2 separate regions of the Homo sapiens genome follow, and region 2 is linked to region 1. The links are chromatin contacts, found by Hi-C in ENCODE. All regions are on one chromosome and are shown on one strand. Each heading gives the region's core, a stretch centred on a gene start or an enhancer-like site at or near the end of the contact. The rest is flanking DNA. Distances are from core to core; before and after follow the strand shown.

The links. Hi-C counts contacts between places; a loop is a spot of excess contacts on that map. Pooled maps may share reads with other maps.
Region 2: a pooled map shows a loop between it and region 1 (6-fold over the local background). The contact joins the enhancer-like site here to the promoter of TNFSF15 in region 1. A Hi-C loop is called at or near these places in 6 of 37 single-sample maps with no recorded cell type and 6 of 50 pooled maps.

What each region holds. Positions count from the first base shown.
Region 1 is chr9:114,804,774-114,807,689 of GRCh38, reverse strand. It overlaps TNFSF15 (TNF superfamily member 15), which reads left to right and starts at 1,651. Exons shown (of 4, transcript NM_005118.4): 1 at 1,651-1,887. The coding sequence starts at 1,678.
Region 2 is chr9:115,205,927-115,208,947 of GRCh38, reverse strand. All of the region lies in intron 1 of DELEC1 (deleted in esophageal cancer 1), which reads right to left. Among named protein-coding and RNA genes, the nearest start is that of DELEC1, 66 kb to the right of the region's middle. Within about 2 kb of position 1,722, at least 2 of the 41 ENCODE cell types and tissues checked have a DNase peak (open chromatin) inside an H3K27ac peak, as active enhancers do.

The DNA of each region.
Region 1 (2,916 bases), core at 402-2,901:
ATAGCAGAGATTTAGGTTAGTCTCAAAGACATTTTTTAATAGATTTGTTAAACCAAGAATGAGTAGCCATGGGACATGAAAATCATCCTTTGCTAGAATGAGCATAGGAGCATAGTGATATGAAGGAAGAGGACTGGACACTTCCATTTTGCAACAGTACAGCTAGTCAATAGTGTATCCAGGGAACTGCAGCTTGGGAAAGTAGTAAAAGTTGAGGCTGGACACTGGGGACGGGTGACAGTGAGCAGGGACCAAGCCATGAAAGGCCTTTCCAAGTAGCCTGAAGAGTCCAGGCTGTGACATAACCAGAAGTAGCAACTGGATGGAGGCGCTAGTAAAACTGGTTTCTGCCGTACATCACAGGCCATTCCTTAAACTTTCCTATTATTTCTAGAACCCATCTTTTCCCAGGGTCCTTTACTTTCCTCTGAGATCAACCCTCCCTGAGCTCTAAGGCCGAGTTCCAACACCACCTCTTTCTCCAGGAAGCCCCCTCAACCCCCTCACTGCAGGGTCTTACCCACTCCTGGGTAAAGACAGTGCAGGTATTTATGAACATGCATGATCCAGCAGTACCTATGGTGAAGTGTGATGGTGAAGAAGCCAGCAGCCAGCCTGCCTGAGTCCCAATCCTGGCTCTACCACTTGCCGTCTGTGCTTTATTTTCTTATGTGTAAAATGAGAATGATAGCTTTATTGTCACAAAATTTATCTCAGGATTGAATAATTTTATTGATGTATTTAACTTAGAGCAGTGATTGGCACAAAGTAAGCACTTAATAAATATAATCTTTTATTACATGTTGTGGCCCCCACACCCAACTGCAGGCAAAGCACATCACATGATCAATTAACTTTAGACTAATCAGGGAGTAGTGGTTAATGTTCTACCCTCACAGACAGTCACCTCGATCTGTGGCCTCATACTCTGATTAAACAATGGTCAATGCAGACTGGAAATACTTTCCTTTCATGGGCAGTCATGTGCTAGAGGTTACAACTCCAAGCCGTGATTTAGAACTAGGTCATCTTCCTAGCTCCTCTGTCTTCATCCTTGGATGACCTAGGACAAGTGCCTTCACCTTTTAGAACTTTGCTATTCCCATCTGTACACTGAGAATGAATTTCTATGAGGTTCAAAATGACAGAGGGCTAGGCAGCACTTTGCAAAGAGCTGATGCAAATGTGATTTCCGTTTCCCAATCTGCAAACCACACACCTCTCATCCCTCACTTTCACTTCCAGAAGCACACTCCCCAGACTGGCACAGCTGGTAAGCCTCCAGTGCAGGGAACAGGTATATTTTAATTTGCCCCACCCACTGACTTGATGAATTCTTTCTCTCCTCCTTCAGGGACTTTCCTAACTTCCTTCTGTAAACGAAGGAAGGAGCACATGAGCATACTGTATATAAATATGCTTGGGAAAGCTTTCTTCTTCTCCTTCTTCTTCTTTTTTTTTTTTTTTTTTTTTTCCTCAAACCAAACTTGGTTTCTGTTGTAGGCGGTGCATTCTCTAGCAGGGTAGGGCCACAGTGTGCTCTTGAAGAGGGGAGGGGAGAGGAAAAGGGAAGGAGGAGACTGAGTGATTAAGTCACCCACTGTGAGAGCTGGTCTTCTATTTAATGGGGGCTCTCTCTGCCCAGGAGTCAGAGGTGCCTCCAGGAGCAGCAGGAGCATGGCCGAGGATCTGGGACTGAGCTTTGGGGAAACAGCCAGTGTGGAAATGCTGCCAGAGCACGGCAGCTGCAGGCCCAAGGCCAGGAGCAGCAGCGCACGCTGGGCTCTCACCTGCTGCCTGGTGTTGCTCCCCTTCCTTGCAGGACTCACCACATACCTGCTTGTCAGCCAGCTCCGGGCCCAGGGAGAGGCCTGTGTGCAGTTCCAGGTAAGCCACATGGCACTCTGACCTTGGGGAGGAGCAGTGGACTCTCTGCAGTGAGTGGCAACTATTTCAGCTCTGGACAGAGGATAGAGTTTCTTGATGTATCACATTTCTTGTTTCTACATGCAGAGGAAATGTAGAGTGGGAGGGGTGGAGAGGTTCAATTTGGTGTTTATTCTCAATATTTCTAGGGAATGAACAGTCCCTTCTTTTACTGTGGGGATAACCTTCAGCCTCATATTTTTTAGATAATTATAATCATAGTATACTGGTAATTTGGGAAGATTCTTTTTATTTAAGAAAAAAACTTAAAATTACATAACTAACACGGTCATTGAAAAAAGTTAGAAAATACAGATAAGGAGAGGAAGAAAGTCATCATTACCCATAACTCTTATAGCTGACCACTGTTAACAGTTTGGGATATATAATTCTGTACAGAATTATATGCCAGATATAAAACGGATTTTTTAATGAGACGAGATTATTCTGAGTCTGCTAATATATTATGATTTTATTTATATGCTAATGAATTCACAACAACATGATGCTATAGATACACATTCCTATATGTGGATGCTATAATTTCTTTACCCACTCTTTTTCTTGGGTTTAGAACTTTTTCTCTTTTTAGAGCTTAAGAAAGAACCTCCTGCCTGGTTGTCTATCTCTAAGGTCTTGCTGAGGCCTGGGAGAAGCCTAGTCAGAAAAAGAATATGAAGTCTAGGGAGAACAATGGTAGGGGCAGCGATAGGTGTCAAGAAGAAAACATAATTCTTGGCTGGGAACAACAAAGATGTACCTCAAAACCTAAGGAATGAGTCTTTCCAGTAATATCCTTTTTAAAAATGTCCCTTCATAATCTATGGTGGCTGATTTCATTTCAGTTCAAAGTATTAAATTGCAAAGGGAAAAAAATGGGTTTTCAATGGGTTTAACTGGAAACCTAGCCTCTAAGCAATCCTGGCCAGTTTCAAAGCATAGACACCACAAGTAAGCCATGGAAAATCTGTAATTCTCGCTGCCCCATCA
Region 2 (3,021 bases), core at 473-2,972, 400 kb before region 1:
ACTTGGCCATAGTTAGAGTTTAATAAATAGTAGCTATTCTAAAGCAAAGGTCTAAGGCAGAAAAATGACCCATAATTTTTATTAATATGAAGTGAATTGAACAAAACAATCAGATTTATCCTTGTAAGCTTGGCTCCCACTAACTTAATGAAGATGGAAGAGAAAAGAGGAATAAGGGTTACAGGGACTAAGTACTCAGAGTGTGTAAGGAGTTTTGCTGAGGTTAGCTATAAGGAATTTGTGGTTTGAATCAAAGGACTTCAGTTTTATGAGGTTTGAGGGCCTTTTTCAAAAGGAAAACCAGATGTATCATTGGAAAGCTCATGCAAAGAGGGCTATCTTCTGCAAATGCTGCTTTGAGTCTAATTCTGTTAGACTGGGTAGGGATTCAGTAGGGAGAGACCCTGGGGTGTTTTTTAAAACCCATTTGTTCCTATCTTGTGGACCTTCAGTGATGTTCTCAAATGGGTCACGAGGCTGGTATTTTATAAGCAATATGATCCACAGCCATGAGGAGAGGAATGATTCTAATATAGTCCAGAAAACAGTAGGGCTTTCCACCTCAAAACTTTACTTTAAATCTTTGAAAAGAACTAGGTTTTCTACCCCAGGAGTCCAGCATCTCCTGACCCAGGGTTCTCCTAGCACAGTCAACAGGAATGAATGCCTTCCCTAAGCCCCTCGTGGTCACTTGATCCTCTGGCTCTTGGTTTACTTTTCCCTCTTCCTTAAACTGTTCATTTTCAAGTAACATGGGGAAAGTCACATCAGTCTTATTGAGTATCCCTAAAAAGTGGAGGCAGGAGAATGGACTTGACGATAGAAGAATTTATTCTTGGTCACTAAGTGTGCTCAGCTGGCTATGTCTACCTCCATACCTCCATACCTCCTCTGGAAGTAAAGAAGTACCCTGGAAGTAAAGAAGACTCATGAGGTAATAAAAAACAGTAAGTAAAATTGCTTTGCCACCTAGACTGCAAAGACGATGAATTCCCTAGTGTGTTTATCAAAATTAACTGACAGGTCTTATGAAAAGACTGACTTATTTAATATATAAGGAAAAAACATCACAAGATTCAACAATATAAATGCATATAATAGGCTGGGTTCCTGTTATAAGATATGGCACCTTGCATTTTCCATACACTAATTATCTAACTAAGTTATTATAAGTTAGACATTATCTTTATTTCACATATGAGGAAATAAAAGTCCAGGGACTCAAGTGATACACTCAAGTCTAGGTTTGAATCTCTCAGTCTGTGTTTTTGTCATTTCCCCGACATTTGCATATATGTGGTTTGCTTAGCACTGATGGTTTGAGAAATAATTTTAGCTGGTGCATGGAAAAATACATTTCCATTTTAATGAGTATGTATGAATAGTATGTGCATCCAAATATCCAGGCATATCAGAGTTGTGGTTTTGTGAAACTAATTGTTTAGGATGAAGCTACTTTTACTGGAGTCTATTTAAAGAAAAATATTCAGAAATTGAAACATTAAAAAGACAGGTTTGGAAAAAGTTGTTAAGAATGAGTGAAATGTGGGAAACTCTGTTCTGGGCCAGACTGCTCTCTGTGTTTTATAACGAATGGCTGCAGGCTACAGGAAGCAAGATTTCTCAGAAAGCCTTAGTCAATGTGTCGGTCACCTCCCCTGGTATTTGCCAGCTCCTGCTGACACCACCATCCCCTAGCTGAAAGTCCCTGCAGCTAGAAATCTAGAAAGAAGCCCTTCTCCTAATCTCATTAGCCAAGTCTTGGTGATTTTAGTTCTTCAGCAGCCATTCCTCCCCAGTGTCCTGATTGCCCCTAATGCTTACATTCACATTCCCCACAACATTCTCACAACAGCATTCTCACATTCTCACAACAGCATCTTAACTGGCCTTCCTAACTCTAATCTCACAAGCTATCCTGGAAAATCCCCAGACAGCCATGTTACTTTCTGTGGTAGGCTGAAATGTCCTCCATCAAAGCCCAAATTCTAATCCCCAGAACTTGCAAATTTGTTACTTTACATGGCAAAAGGGACTTTGCCAATGTAATTAAATTAAGGATCTTGAGATGGGGAGATAGTCCTGGACTATCTGGGACAAAAGTTCTTGTGAGAGAGACACAGTAGAGTCAGGCAGACACGAAGATGTGGCAACGGAAGCAGAATTCGGAATATGCTTGGCCACCAGCCAGGGAATATGGAGAACCTCTAGAAGCTGAGAAAGGTACGGCTTCCCCAAAACCAGAGGAATGCAATCTGCCTACCATGTTACACATCTGATCTCCAGAACTGTGAGTCTGTGTTGTTTCAGACCACTAAGTTTCATGTTGTGCGGCAGCAATAGAAAATGAATGCACTCTCCTGTCCAAAGCCCCTCTTTTTTCTTGCCCAAAATCCAGCTTCTTAATCATTAAGTCACTCTTCACAATGGAGCCTCCCAACTTTCCAGCCTTATTTCTTGACCTCCAACCCCAAAATTAATATCAATAGCTAATATTTATTTTGTACTTAACTATATGCCAAACACTAAACCAAAATGTGTATATATATATAAAACATATATATTACATATATTTGTTAACTCATTAAATTCTGACAATAACATACAAGATAGGAATTATTATTGTCCTCCTTCTTACAGATGAGGAAACTTGAAAAAGGTACACAACTTACTTAAGGTCCAGAATTAATAGTAGTAAGGGAAAGATGTAAATTCATACCAGTTTGATTTCAGCATCTCTGTTATTAAACAGTATGTTATATCTCAACCTTGGAGTTTTCAGACAACATCCCTACTCTTTCGTATTCCTAGAAACACTGTAGAGAAGAATGAAGCCATGATATAGAATCAAGAGAAACTGAGTAAAATAGAGGAGTAGGGACTCTGAAGAAGAGGGGCTTTAGGAATATTAGAAGCAAAGTGAGATGGCTCAAAGCTGATGAGGACTGGGTGAGCCAACATTAGACATATGCTGGATTATTTCCTTTATAGGGCCCTGGACATACTTGTTGGGCCAGGAGA